Regions from separate parts of the Homo sapiens genome. Here regions 2, 3 and 4 are each linked to region 1. Evidence: chromatin contacts called from ENCODE Hi-C or POLR2A ChIA-PET data. All regions are on one chromosome and are shown on one strand. The core of a region is the stretch at or near the end of the contact, and the rest is flanking DNA. Distances in the headings are between cores, read along the strand shown.

Evidence for each region. Hi-C counts contacts between places; a loop is a spot of excess contacts on that map. ChIA-PET counts read pairs that join two places held with the same protein, here RNA polymerase II (POLR2A). Pooled maps may share reads with other maps.
Region 2: a loop to region 1 is called in a map of CD8-positive, alpha-beta T cell, with 11 times the contacts of the local background. The contact joins the promoter of TBPL1 here to the promoter of CITED2 in region 1. A Hi-C loop is called at or near these places in 2 of 168 maps with a recorded cell type or tissue (CD4-positive, alpha-beta T cell and CD8-positive, alpha-beta T cell), 1 of 37 single-sample maps with no recorded cell type and 7 of 50 pooled maps.
Region 3: a map of B cell shows a loop between it and region 1 (22-fold over the local background). The contact joins the promoter of SHPRH here to the promoter of CITED2 in region 1. A Hi-C loop is called at or near these places in 3 of 168 maps with a recorded cell type or tissue (B cell, CD4-positive, alpha-beta memory T cell and naive thymus-derived CD4-positive, alpha-beta T cell) and 5 of 50 pooled maps.
Region 4: a loop to region 1 is called in a map of B cell, with 12 times the contacts of the local background. The contact joins the promoter of EPM2A here to the promoter of CITED2 in region 1. A Hi-C loop is called at or near these places in 2 of 168 maps with a recorded cell type or tissue (B cell and naive thymus-derived CD4-positive, alpha-beta T cell) and 10 of 50 pooled maps. POLR2A ChIA-PET finds 5 or more read pairs at or near these places in 1 of 52 experiments (CD4-positive, alpha-beta T cell).

What each region holds. Positions count from the first base shown.
Region 1 is chr6:139,372,792-139,376,227 of GRCh38, forward strand. It overlaps CITED2 (Cbp/p300 interacting transactivator with Glu/Asp rich carboxy-terminal domain 2), which reads right to left and starts at 1,857. Exons shown (of 2, transcript NM_006079.5): 1 at 1,622-1,857; 2 at 1-1,161. The coding sequence starts at 1,153. The coding sequence ends at 341. RefSeq lists silencers at 566-665, 1,236-1,385, 1,846-2,225, 2,396-2,705 and enhancers at 956-1,015, 1,526-1,695.
Region 2 is chr6:133,951,936-133,955,193 of GRCh38, forward strand. It overlaps TBPL1 (TATA-box binding protein like 1), which reads left to right and starts at 1,289. Exons shown (of 7, transcript NM_004865.4): 1 at 1,289-1,490. It overlaps LOC128092253 (umcharacterized LOC128092253), which reads left to right and starts at 1,369. Exons shown (of 2, transcript NM_001414965.1): 1 at 1,369-1,490. The coding sequence starts at 1,369. RefSeq lists a silencer at 287-396.
Region 3 is chr6:145,963,105-145,966,275 of GRCh38, forward strand. SHPRH (SNF2 histone linker PHD RING helicase) reads right to left here and starts at 1,254. Exons shown (of 30, transcript NM_001042683.3): 1 at 627-1,254. RefSeq lists enhancers at 771-900, 1,011-1,230, 1,142-2,129, 1,681-1,730.
Region 4 is chr6:145,733,893-145,737,139 of GRCh38, forward strand. It overlaps EPM2A (EPM2A glucan phosphatase, laforin), which reads right to left and starts at 1,628. Exons shown (of 4, transcript NM_005670.4): 1 at 1,306-1,628. The coding sequence starts at 1,606. EPM2A-DT (EPM2A divergent transcript) reads left to right here and starts at 977. Exons shown (of 3, transcript NR_038246.1): 1 at 977-1,028. RefSeq lists a silencer at 1,103-1,692 and enhancers at 1,853-1,912, 1,923-1,972, 1,993-2,042.

The DNA of each region.
Region 1 (3,436 bases), core at 607-3,106:
AAGCAGTTTGCCAAGATTAATATCTAACAGTTGAGCACTGGAGAAAGTGAGGGAAAGGAGTAAAAACAAACAACGAAAAAGACCAAGTTAGCTAGATATTTCAACTACATAAGGGAGGTGGGTGAATGTCAAGGCTACAAAAACGAAACAAAAACAGGAAAAAAAAGTGGCAGCAATTTTTTTTAAAACCAATTTGTACAAGTTTATAGTTTACTTTGTTTCCAAGTTCTCAAACCTTTCAAGATCTGAAAAGTGAGATACTGTGTCTAAGGGAATGTTTCTTTTAATTCACGCCGAAGAAGTTGGGGGTTTGATTTCTTTCGCCGGGGTTTCGATCGAGTCAACAGCTCACTCTGCTGGGCTGCTGTTTGCACACGAAGTCCGTCATAAAATCAAACTCGTTTTGCCCCAGCCAGAGTTCGGGCAGCTCCTTGATGCGGTCCAAACCCATTTCTATCACCAAGGACATAAGAACTTCCTCGTCGATGAAATCAGTGTCTATGACATTGGGCGGCAGCATTGCAGCGGGGACGTGGGCCACGGAGGCGGGCATGTTGCCGCTGCCGCTGCCGCCGCCGCTGTTGCTGCTGCCCGCGCCGCCGCCCGAGCTGCTGCCAGAGCCGCCGGGGGTGCTGCTGCCGCCCGAGCCGCCGGGGGTGCTGCTGCCGCCGCTGTGCTTGGGGTTGCAATCTCGGAAGTGCTGGTTTGTCCCGTTCATCTGGTGGCCTGCAGCAGGGTGCAAATCCGGCATGTAGTGGTTGTGGGGGTAGGGGTGATGGTTGAAATACTGGTTGTTGAGCTTCTGCAGCTGCATGCTGGCCGGCAGGGAGCCTCCCTGGCTGGCCACCGGGGGACCCATGAACTGGGAGTTGTTAAACCTGGCCGCGGGGGCCAGCGCGCTCGGGGGGTGCCCTCCGTTCACAGTCCCCGGCCCCATCGCATGCCTGATGCCGCTCGTGGCATTCATGTTGCCCGCGCCGTAGTGTATGTGCTCGCCCATTAGGGCGTTGAAGGCGTGCTGGGGCTGCTGCTGCTGGTGGTGATGGGGGCTCGGGAACTGCCCCATGCCCATGCGGTGGGCAGGGTGATGGTGCAGCCCATTGGTGCCGTCGGGGAAGCGCCCGTGGTTCATGGCCATCATATGGTCTGCCATTTCCAGTCCTGGAAGTGAAAAGGGCAGATAATGAGACCCGCGCCACACGTGTCGCCCACCACAGCGCACCCCACTTTTGCTCGCCTCTGCCCCCCAGGATTCCCGGGCGCACGTCGGCTGCGAACCACCACCCCCAAGATCCCACTAACAGCCTGTGCACCCGGGCTAGCCACCACGGAAGAGCTACCACTCATAACACAGCCGGACGCTGCACAAACAGCCCCTTCCCCTGCGATCGGGCGGGGGGACCCGAGCCCACACCCCCTTTGCTCCCCGAAGTGGCCTAATAAAGGAAGTGCCCCGTAGCCCTGCTGCGAACTTCAGGCATTAAATCAGCCCTCCTCATCCTGTTGTTGCACATCCTGTTGTTATTCCCCAGCTTCGCCTCACGCTCTTCCTCCGGGCAAACCCTGCCCTCGGAGGACTGGGCTGGCAAGAGCCCCAGCCAGCTTCGCCCGTCGCGCTTACCTTCCGTTTTTGCGATTTCTGCTCCGAAGACCGAGGGCGGGCTCGTCGCGTCCAGGACCGGCTCAGCAGCACATAGAGGGGACCTTCCTGGCGTGCAAAGCGCTTCGCTGTCGCGATGTCGGCGCCGAGGTCTCGCAGCGGCCGCTGGGGCAGATTCGGAGCCGTTCCCTTTTATTTCCCCTCCGTTGCCCTCACAGCTCGGCAGGACCGCCCGGCAGCTGCCAACAATGAGCTGTGTTTCTTAGGGCTTTGGCCACAGTTAATATAGGCATTTCGGAAAGGCGGAGCGAGAGCCTCCAGGGCGGGCGGCGCCAAGACGCGGATTCCGGAACACCGCGAACACCCTGGACCGGGTCCCGGAGCCGCGTCCCCGCCGCCCGCGGCACGTGCTGCAGAGGCTGCGGGGCCCGGGGGCCGCCCAGTCGCCCCGTCGCCCCCCGACTCTGGTTTCTTCCCGGCCCAGAAACGCGAGGTTGGCTCAGCCACCCCCGAGGCAGGGGGAAAATCCTCCCCTGCCGCCCCGCCCGAAGGTAGAGCCTGCCGGGATAGCCACGAGGAGAGCTCACCGCCCCCCTCAGGCTGGATCTACCCCACCCCCAGCTTTCTCACTCGGTTCACCTAGCGATCTGCCCCGCTCTCTACGGGAAAAGGGGACTCGCCCAGCGCCCCCCGCCCTCCAGAGTGCCCTTGTGCCTCCCCGGTTTTGCAAAAGCTTCCACAGGCAGCGAAGAATGGCTGTGCTTCCTCGAGTTGGGTTTTAAAGACCCGGACAAATAATGCGCCCTTTCCTGAGCGCGCCTTCCTAGGCTGTGCCTTTGTGTTTTCATACGGGCAGTGGGTAGACCTACTCTAGATCACCGCTTGTAGATGCATTTTTTTCCTCCACTCCTTTCAAGGACAGGAGCTGGGGGCGGGGAGGGGCAGCCGCTGCAGGTGGACGGAGCGCGCTCGAGGGCCCGGCCACCCCCGCTCCCGCGCCCTGGAATTCCAGTCCGCGCTTTCGGGCCCGCCTGCCGCTCCCGGGGTACGTGTGCTTCTGCTAAGTTTGCGTTTGCAGCTCTTGGTAGCTTTGGCATCCGAGCTGAGGCGTCTCTGCTCTGTAAACAAACTCAGCGATCCTCGTCCCCAGATCCACCTTTTTGCACATACACAGTTACTTGCTTCTGCTGTTGCCCTGGATCCGGGAGGTGGGGGTGTGTACAAACTTGCAGAGCCTCCCTCCGGGCTCTGCCTGACGGTTTGGGGTTGATTTAGAAGCAAACGGGTTTGTAATTAAGAAATTTGAGGGCTGAGTAAGGCTGCTCTTGCTGGAAAAGGAAAACAAATAGATAACGTGGTAATCGCTTTGTAAATAAAGTCGTTCTGGAGGTGGGCACGTAGCTGCACGTCCCGTATGGCACCACGCGCACACACACGGCTGGGACTCTTCCTTTTCAGTGAAATTGTTCAGTGGGGCAATGGGCGATAATAATAACCTTGCTTCCACAACGCGGCACAACGAGCCTGGTCGCCCGTTTGGTTCATTGACTTGCAAATAAAACCCCTAACACAGGTCTGGGCTACTACCAAGTCGGAGCTCTCTGGCTTTCTCACATGGGGAAGCCGAGTTGTTTCCCCAACACCATGATGGGGCTGTTCTGAGCTTTTACATTGCTCTTTATGTGGTAAAATCGAGTTTAGCGCTCCGAATAAGGACTTCTGGGCAGTTGTTTCTTCATAACTCGATAGCCATTGAAGACTTCCTGCTGCGAAGAGCGAGTCCGCCTCCCCGCCCCCCCCTCGTCTTTTTCCCCCTTCTTGCACACAAGACTTTTA
Region 2 (3,258 bases), core at 39-2,538, 5.4 Mb before region 1:
TTTTTTCATCTGATTCCCACCAATCAGAGGCCAGGTACCCATGAACCCGGCTCGGCGTGGTCTTTTAATAATTAAATCAGGGCTGCCATTGACCTCAACTAACGCCAGGGGCTTCTGACTGCAGCCGAGCTCTGGTGGAAAGGCCGATGCCGGCCTGAGAGTGGGAAACGTGGGGCCGGGAGCCGGGGGCTTCCGCGCGGCGTGGCGTGGCGTGGCGTGGCGTGGCGCCCTCAGGGCCGTTACGCGATTTTCGCTCCCGCGGGCAGCGCCTCTCAGGCCACTCCCGAGGGACCCCGAGGACGCACTCGGGCCCCAGGGCGACGGTTCAAACGGGCCATTGTGCGCCCCCGGGGTCCCCCGGCCCCTGCAGGGCTACTTGGGCGCAGAGCCGCGGAGGGTCTCCGTTCCTAGAGGTCCTCCTATCCCGGGCTGCCTGAGTCCTCGCCAGCATCCGCCCTCTCCCACTCCCATCCTTCCTGGATCCGCCTCTCGGTTCCCGAGGGACAGTCCCGACCGCAAACCCACGTAGAGTAAGGAATGTGGGACAGGCGACAGAAGTGGCATACGGTCCTGCGTTATCCCTCCGTCTCGCCACACCTTGTGTCTCCATCTCTCCCCACTTCCTTCCCTCCGTCTGTCATCTGTCATCCCCGGTCGCTCTAAGACCAGGATTCCAATTCGCCTAGTGAGGAATCTCACTAGGGGAATTTATCGCGACATCATAAATTAACGGGTTCATTTTGACTGAAAAAGCGAAGGACTTTTTTCAGGCAGAAAACAAGTCTCGTCTGGACGGTAAGGACTAGCTTTAGCAATTATATAATGGGGGGTGGGGAGGACCTTTTGTATAAATTTAATGAGCTGATGAGAAAGTTCTACGGTTTTGACAAAAAAGTCCACCTAAATATTCGACTGTATGCCAGAAATTACTACACGTTTAGATATCAACTAAAAATATACAAAGGATACACGGTGTTTTCAGAACCCTTTCAAGCGGTTCTTAAACAAAAAAGTCTAGTCCGATGCCCATTAGCGCCGCCCCCATCCCACCTCTTACCTCCCACCGAGCCCAGCGGGTGGGCAGGAGGGGCCTGATTTGGGGACCAGGAAGGAGGAAGGAAGGGTGGGGGCGGGGGACGGGGAAAGTGACGGGAGCAGTGAGAGCCGGAAATGAGTGGCTAGCGAGGCACCCAGGAGCGCCCTGTCCGGCGGCGCTCTAGCCCTCGCGCACTGTCTCTATGCTCCCCAGCGTCTAGTCTATTTATTGTCGCGGGGAAGCTGCGGCCGCCTCGCACCCGGAACAACAAAGCAAGGAAGACGGAGTCCGAGCCTCGGGGGCTCCTAGCAACGGGCCGGGGCGGGAGTTCCATGGAGACTGGGGAGCGCGCCCGTCTCATCCTCATCCTTGTCCTCCAGCTTCTCCTTCGCATCCGACGCAACCGGCAGCAGCGCTGCCGCCGCGTCCTCAGCCACCGCTCCCTCTTCCCACGGTAACCCCCTAGGCGACCCTGGGCACAGGGAGCGCGGGCGGCTGAGCGGCCTGAGCACCGGGTGCGGGGCGTCTGGGCGCGGGGTGGGCATGTGCGGAGCCCGGGCCAGACTTGGGGTGGGATGTGTGGGGGCGGGCGACTGGAGGGCAGCCGCTGAGGTGGGGGAAACCGGTCCGGTGGCCGAGGGAGGGCTCAGTTCTGAAGAGGACCGGGCGATATTTGGGGATCTCTTTAGGGATAACGGGTTGGGGGTGGGGCGTCCGTACCTGGGAGCGTTACCGAGCCTGGTGTAGGATAAGAAAAGAAGGGTTATCTTTCGTTTAAGCCACCACTGGGAAAGACGGGGAAAAGAGATTCCTCATCTGTCTCGGAGCCATCACCCAGGGGAAGAGGGACCGTGCAAAGATGCTAGGGGTCCGTTGCTTCTCAGAAAACTTACAGCGGCTTCTCTAATAGCTCCCAAAAAGCGGCTTCGTCGGTTTCTGATTCTGGCAATGCCGGCAGCCTCGCTTTATTTTATTATTATTTTTGACCAAAATTAGGATTGATGGAGAAGGATCTAGAACTGAAGAAGAGAAAATGAATTGTGGGTAGGGCTAAGCAGGGATGAGAGTCGGGATAAGTGATAAAAATAGCCAATAAAAGCCCTAAAAGTAAATCTAATAGGGCATGAGGGCTTAAAAAGAAAATCTCTCCTGCCGAGATGTGCATCTGCAGGCTCTGTCAATGTGCTCATTGCAATAAGACTCAAACTGCAGTCAATCCACATCTGTGAGCTCTCTGACTGCATCTGTCACCTGCAGTTCCAAAGCGACACTGGCAGTAAGTGCATGAGCTTCTGTATTTAGGGTTTAGAACAGTGCCTTAAAACTGTGACTTAAGAAAAGGGAGCAGGTTTGCGTGTGTGTGTGTAAGCAATGTGGATTCTCTGGGAAAATATAAAAAGAGACATAAGAAGGTTCAGCCATCCTGGCATAATTTCGCAGTCTCTTTGAGAAAATGGCAGTTCCTTCCTATTGAGAAGTGACTGTTAGCACTATCTGGTTGAAAGGATTATTCACAGTTTGGTATGCCCAGTGAAATATCAGTTTATGTTACCTCTTTAGTCTTACATCACAAGCTGCTTAATGGTTTTATACTTTACAAAATCATTTTGGGTGAGTAAATGAGGTTTTCCTGTAGCACAATGAAAAGGCCACATATACATACAAAGTTCTTTATGTAAAGTTGAAGATTAAAGATGAAAATAAAATTGATAAATCATAGGAGCAATTAGGTCAACCACAGCTTCTGTTTGTTCCCCACCCCTTTTGTTAAACCTGACTTCTCCTAAGCAAAAAGGTGTCATCCTTTCCCCAGCCTCCTCTTTACGTACCCTCTGCCCTCAAAATCAGTATCAGAAACTCTAGTGACCTATTACTATGTGCCCTTGATTGGGCTGGCTTGTTCCTGAATGAGGGCTAGCCAGAATATAGCTTCAACTCAGGCGTTTTCATCTTAAGCTTTTAATATGGAATTGAGGTCCAGTGTCTGTTAAAGGAATTTCATTCATGTGTAAAGAAGTGGACAGGATGCAAAGTGTGAACATTGGGAAACTTAAGTTGCATTTTAAGACATTAAGAAGAAAAAGATAGATTAATGAATCAAAGACTGTTGCTTAATCTTTGTAGCAGTTCTGTGAAGGATATACTGGGATAGCCATACTTGAGGCTGTGGATGTTGAGTCCTGGGGTTATCTTTGTGCATATGAGACTTGACGAAGTGTCCC
Region 3 (3,171 bases), core at 4-2,503, 6.6 Mb after region 1:
TTAACTGGTCCTTTAAAGCTCTAGAAAGTGCAGGTTATCGAGCACAGACATAATCATTACAATACTGCTCAGGACTGCTCTGTCTCCAGCATGTTTACTAATCATAAACTAAATAGTCTTTTTTGTGACAGTAGAGATATCATGGATCGTTTCTATTCAAGAGTTTCATCATTCCTACTAATGCCCACTGGAATAATTTAAAGTAACAGTAATAACTTTATCTTATTTTGTTCAGAAAAAGCCCCAAGTTCCTTAAGTTCCTTAAGTACAAGTTGGAAGGCATCAAACATCTCGGATTTCTACCTCGTGCTAATGTCAAACTACTTGGAAAAAGGGCACAAGCTTCCTGGTCATTATTTAACTGATCATTATACAGTGACTATTAATCATCAAATAACACCCTATCTTCGTTCATAAACATAGCAACTACCAGTCAAACTGTACAATGTCAAAGAGTGGTTCTGAATTCGAATGTAATTAATCTGGCTCCAAAGGTAACGGAGAACTTTGAGTGGGACTGAGAAACCTCTGCCTCCCCTTTTACTAATACAATGCCGCGCACAAAGAAGGGAGGCGGCGACCCAGTTCCAGCCTCCGGGGGTAGATCTGCGGCGCACGGTACCCACTCAGTTATCTTCCGAAAGACCCACAAGCGGCTCCCGGAGTCTGAGCGGGGCTGTCAGCGCCGGATCGCTCCCAGCAGGCCGAGCAAACAAGCGACCGCGAGGCCAAGGAGCGTGACGACGGACTCCCGGATCCTAGTGTGTTGGACGCTCGAGACAAACACCGCAGGCCCCAGTGCATGAGGAGAAGCACAGCCTCCTTTCCCACGACCCCACTTTATCCCCGGAGGGACGTGGTGGTCCGAAGTTCGCTAGTCCGGGATCGGGAAGAGGTGGGGAAGACTCGCGCAGCGGCTCCCTCTCAGCCCTTGAGCTTCCCGGGCTCCAGGACAACCAGCGTCCTCCCTCCCTGGTCCCGGAGGCCAAAGACCACCTCCCTCCCTCCCTCCCGACCTCTGACCCCTGACCTTCCATCACCCAAGCGCCTACCCAAGCTGGTTCTCCGAGCCTCTTGAGTCTGTTTGCACCAGGCCTGCGCTCCTCTACAGACCCAGCAGATCACGGGCACGCATTCGCCACCCACCGAACATGGGCTTGAGGTGGGCACGAGCGCTTTTTGCCGGAACGTGTAGGGGTCCCCCGGGAGACCCAGAAACCACAGCGCCTAGCTGCCGGGCGCGCGCTGTAGCGTGGGGTCAAGGCGAACGCGCTCGTCAGAGCACCCCGCCCCCTTTCTCCTGCGCTGGCTTCATGAGTCTCTTCTGCGCAAGTTCACACTGTTAAAAACTTGCTGAGGATACAGTGGAGTCTCGCGATAGCTCTGCCCCACGCCATTAGAGAACACAGGATGGCCGAATGCCCGAAGTAGGGGGCGGGGCTCCCCTTGAAGCGAAGGGCGTGTGTGATTTGTATCTCTAATAAAAAGGCAGGGGCCAGGAGCGGTGGCTCACGCCTGTAATCCCACCACTTTGGGAGGCCGAGGCGGGCGGATTTCCTGAGGTCAGGAGTTGGAGAACAGCCTGGCCAAGATAGCGAAACCCCGTCTCTACTAAAAATACAAAAATTAGCCGGGCGTTGTGGTGCGCGCCTGTAGTACCCGCCTGTAGTCCCAGCTGCTCGGGAGGCTGAAGCAGGAGAATGCTTGAACCTGCGAGGCAGAGATTGAGTAAGCCGACATCTCCCCACTGGGTGATAGAATGAGACTCCGTCTCACAAAAGAAAAGCAGAAAAGAATTCTGCAAAAGCATCTATTTTACTGCTATAAAGCAGCCACTAAGTAGGTACGAATAAAGCTTCTCCCCCTCAAAAACAGACTTTAAAGGGAAATGTGAATAAATATTCAAAGATGAGAGAAACTATTAAATACATGTGTTGCGCTGAAGCTGGCCTTCCACTATTGGTCTTTTTTCCTCTCACCTCTTCCTCATAGAAGTGACCTTAATGTTGGAATAACTCTGAGAGGCTTCAGGGTCAGGAGCCTGTGAAATAACCCTCAGGAAACACTGGGGACTCAGTACTTAGTTAGTGAGTACCTAATAGCAGCTTTTCTGCTGTGGAGGCCTTTTGGGTTGTGTGACCACAGAAGCACTTGAACTAAGTTCTTGTCCAAGTGAATATCGGTTGTAGTTGTGTTAGACAGTCCAGGGTAGTCCATATTTTACTTAGTATATTCCTTTATCACAGATACGAAGCTGTTTCCATAAGCAAATCCCCGCCTCCTTTTATTTTGCTTCCCTTTATTGTACTTTGCAGATAATATGTTTTCCTATAAATTGAAGTTTTTTGGCAACCTTACTCAAGCAAGTCTGTCAGCATCATTTTTCAAGCAGCATGTGTTCACTTGCTGTTCATCTGTTATGGTGATCTATGATTAGTTATCTTTGATGTTACTATTGTAGTTTTTTGGGAGCATTACAAACTCTGCTCATAGAAGATGCTAAACTTAATAAATGTTGTGTGTGTTCTGAAAGCTTCACTATTGGCGCCTGTCTCTCTTCCTCTCTTCAGGCCTCCCTATTCTTTGAGACACAACAATATTGAAATTAGGCCAATTAATAACCCTACAATGGACTATTAAGTGTTCAAGTAAAAGGAAGGGTGGCACATCTCTCACTTTAAATCGAAAACCGAAGGAATTTAGTGAGGAAGCCATGTCAAAAGCTGAGATAAGCCAAAAGCTAGGCCTCTTGTACCAAAGTTAGCTAAGTTGTGAATGCAAAGGAAAAGTTCTAGAAGGGAATTAAAAGTGCTACTCCAATGAAAACACAAATGATAAGAAAACGAAACAGCCTCATGCTGATATGGAAAAAGTTTTAGTGGCCTGAATAAAAGATAAAACCAGCCTCAGCATTCCCTTAAGCCAAAGCCTAATCCAGAGCAAGGCCCTAACTTTTTTCAGTTCTGTGAAGGCTGAGAGAGGTGATGAAGCTGTAGCAGAAAAATGTGAAGCAAGCAGAGGTTGGTTCATGAGATTTAAGAAAAGAAGCCATCTCCATAACATCAAAGTACAAGGTGAAGGAGCAAGTGCTGATGTAGAAGCTGTGGCAAGTTTTTCAGAAGATCTAGCTAAAATAATTGAAGCAGGTGGCCACACAAAACAACAGATTTT
Region 4 (3,247 bases), core at 378-2,877, 6.4 Mb after region 1:
CATTTCATTGACTTCAACTATTGAGTCACACCCACTCCAGTCTACAACCTTGCACATTTCCTTTAAAGAAAGGAGCTGTCTCAATTCAGACACTGTTGGCGGGAGCCGACATTAGATAATCACCCTTTTAGGGCATAATTTAGCAGTCTTTAATGAAGTGTTAAAAAAAATGACTGCATTTTGACCTAATAATTTCACTTCTTTGAATCCACTCTGCAGAAACACTCCCGAATGTTCAAAGATATCTGTAAAAGGAATTTCAATTAAGCCACTACTGTTTACGACAGAGGAAAACTGAAAAGAACCTAAATGCACATTGGTAGATGCAGAATAATTTGTTGCCATTTAAAATATACATCTACATGTAAAATACATATCTACGTGTAGTGACAGTGAAAGATGTCCCTAACATATTGTTAGGCAAGAAAAGCAAAAATTCAGAATTACTATACAATTTTTGTAAAAAAAAAAAGTATATGCATATATCACATACATAAATGTGTACAAGCAGTGTGCTTAAGATGTGTGGAGGAAACACTGTAAGTTTTCACTATGTACATTTCTTTATTATTATTTTACAACCAGCATGTATTGTTTTAGTATTTTAAGAAATCAGGTCATGTCTCAATTGTCATATATCTGGGATTAAAAAAGAAAAAAAAATCCAAAAAGGGAAATATTCAACGTTTTTCCATTAGTTCATTCTCAATATCTATGAAAAAAATCTAAGTAGCACATTGCTGTCTAGGATTAGCGAAAACGCTAGTTTCGTTGGTTGGATCGTTTTGGGTTTTTTTTAGTGAATTAGAGCAGGAAAATGAGGACACAAAACCCAACCAAGGCGGAGTTGGGCTGTTGAAGCCATCAGCGGCGCGCGGCCGGGCAGCCAAGGGACCCGCGAAGGGGGGGACTCGGAGGTCGAGGGGCACTCGGAGGGCGAAGGGAGCCCCGGGCGGGAGACGAAGGGCACTGGCCCGTGACGCAGGCGCGGTTGGAAAGAAGCTGAGGACTGGATGTGCGGAAACCAGGTCAGAGGGGCAGGCAACAGAGTGGGCGGGAAGGCGGCCGGGAGCGCTATACGGGTCTAGGGAATCAGTAGGAAGCCGGAGGCGCGGCTGGCGGCGACAGCGTGGCCGGCAGAGCAGGGTCAGCCCAGGTCGCCCGGGGAGTGCGCAGGGACGCGGGCAAAAAGCCCGGGACGCGCGCCGCCGGGGCCTGCGGGGCCTGCCCGAGGCCGAGGCCCCGGTTGGGGGTGCGGGCCGGAGCTCCCGCTCTGCGCCGGGGGCAGGCGTCTGCTGGCAATACCTTCCCAGGAGAGCTCTCCTCCCGGCTCCCGCTTCAGGAACTTGTACCAGAACGTGTCCACGCGGCCCGGCTCCGCCCCGTCCTGCGCCGCCTCCTCGGCCGCCAGCTCCACCTCCCCGAGCCACAGGCCCGGCTCCTGCAGGGCCAGGGCCCCGTCGCCCGCCGCGGTGCCGGCCGGCCTCAGGCGGACGGCACCGCGCGGCTCCCAACGCCCCAGCTCGGGCCGCGACCCCACCACCAGCAGCTCCGGCCGGGCGCCGGCCACGGCGGGTGGCACCACCACCCCAAAGCGGAAGCGCATGGCGGGCGGCGGCGGCGCGAATACCCGGGCCCGGAGTCCCCGCGGCCGGCAGGCGCGGCCCGAGCACTAGGCGGCCGCAGCGATTGGGCGGTGGTGTGGGAGCCCCGGGCACCGGGGAGAACACGTGCTGTTCTGCGCCTTCTTTGGGATGCATCACGCGGCTCCCGAGCCCAGACTTCGTCCAGGCCGGCGGGAAGGGGTCAGCGGAGCCGCTAGCTGCCTCTTTGTGCCCCGCAACCCCGCGGGCGGTTGATTTCCACCTGTGGGCGCTGGGGACACGCGACCGGAAGAAATGGAAGAGAAAACGGGGTTCGGGGAGGGAGGAAAACTTCTAAGCCAGGCGATCGTCCAGTTCTCTCTCCAAGAGACTGGAAATTAACTTTATGAGGATCATAAGGAAGGGAATGACCTCTAGACAGCCGCCTTCTAATTGTGAAACGGGGGAAGATCTTGGACCTGGTCTCTGGAGCGCTCCCTATCTTAACCAAGTCACTTACTCTAGCAGGTCTCAGGTTCTTTGTCTGTAAAATGAGGGTGTAAAATAATGATCTTTCTAGACCCTACGAGCTCTGAAGGATCTCTGATTGGTGGAGATCACCCAAGACCCGGAGCTGATGCAAAACATTACCTACCATTCCCTTGTCTGAAAAGCCACATCAACTTTCTTTTTTCAAAAACTATATTTTTAGTATGTGTAAAGTAAGTTTGGAGTAAATACTTTCAAGTCCTTTTCAAGGTCAAAACAAAAACTAATTCTGTGACTACAAATGTATGCTTTTTTTTTTTTTTTTGAGACAGAGTCTCGCTCTGTCCAAATGTATGCATTTTTAATGGAGTAAATTAAAAAAAAAAACCTTTGTTTAAAATTTACTTTCAGCAAAAGTCAGCATTATTTTTTCAACTTAAAACCTTTTTGGGTTTTAAGTTGAAACAGGTTTTTTAGCTGTCTGGCCCAAATCCAAAATACGTATATCTTGGTGGGGAACTTCAATTTGTCTCTGCCATAAGACAAACGAATGTCCTGATACTTTTTGATTCTTTAACAAAATTATCCTTGTATTCTTAGGTTTATATATTCACTAACATTTAACATAACACAAATCTGTTACGTGAATTAAAGACACACAAAGGCATTTTTACCAGTGTTTGGAAGTTTGTGAATAGTAAAGGGGAACAGGCCAAAATTTCATGCGTTGAGGATATAAGTAAAACAGAAAGTGCAAAAATGTAAACTACACAAACTCAATCTCTTGTGGAACAATTAGAAAACTAATAATACATTTTACTCTTGAATGTTGATATTCCACTCGAAGTTTGGTTGGTTGCTAAGCTTAAGGATAAACACTATGAAAAATGTGAAGACAGAAGGGCTGGCCAAACACAGCTGATTCGGCAGCAAATCACACATTAAATCACAGTGGCATGTGAGTCGGTTTATTCAAATTGCTGTTAAAAGATATTCTTAGAGTAAGTTTAGGAAAATAAGAGTCATTTGGCGATGCAGAGAGGATTTTGTCTACAGTGGAATCCAGACTCCGGTGAAAGTTCTCATTCCTTCAGGACCTGGGAGCTAACAGCTCCGGACTTTCTTGTGCTCCACTGTGCTGCCTATGTTGTGTGCTTCCCAAATGGCATTATTCC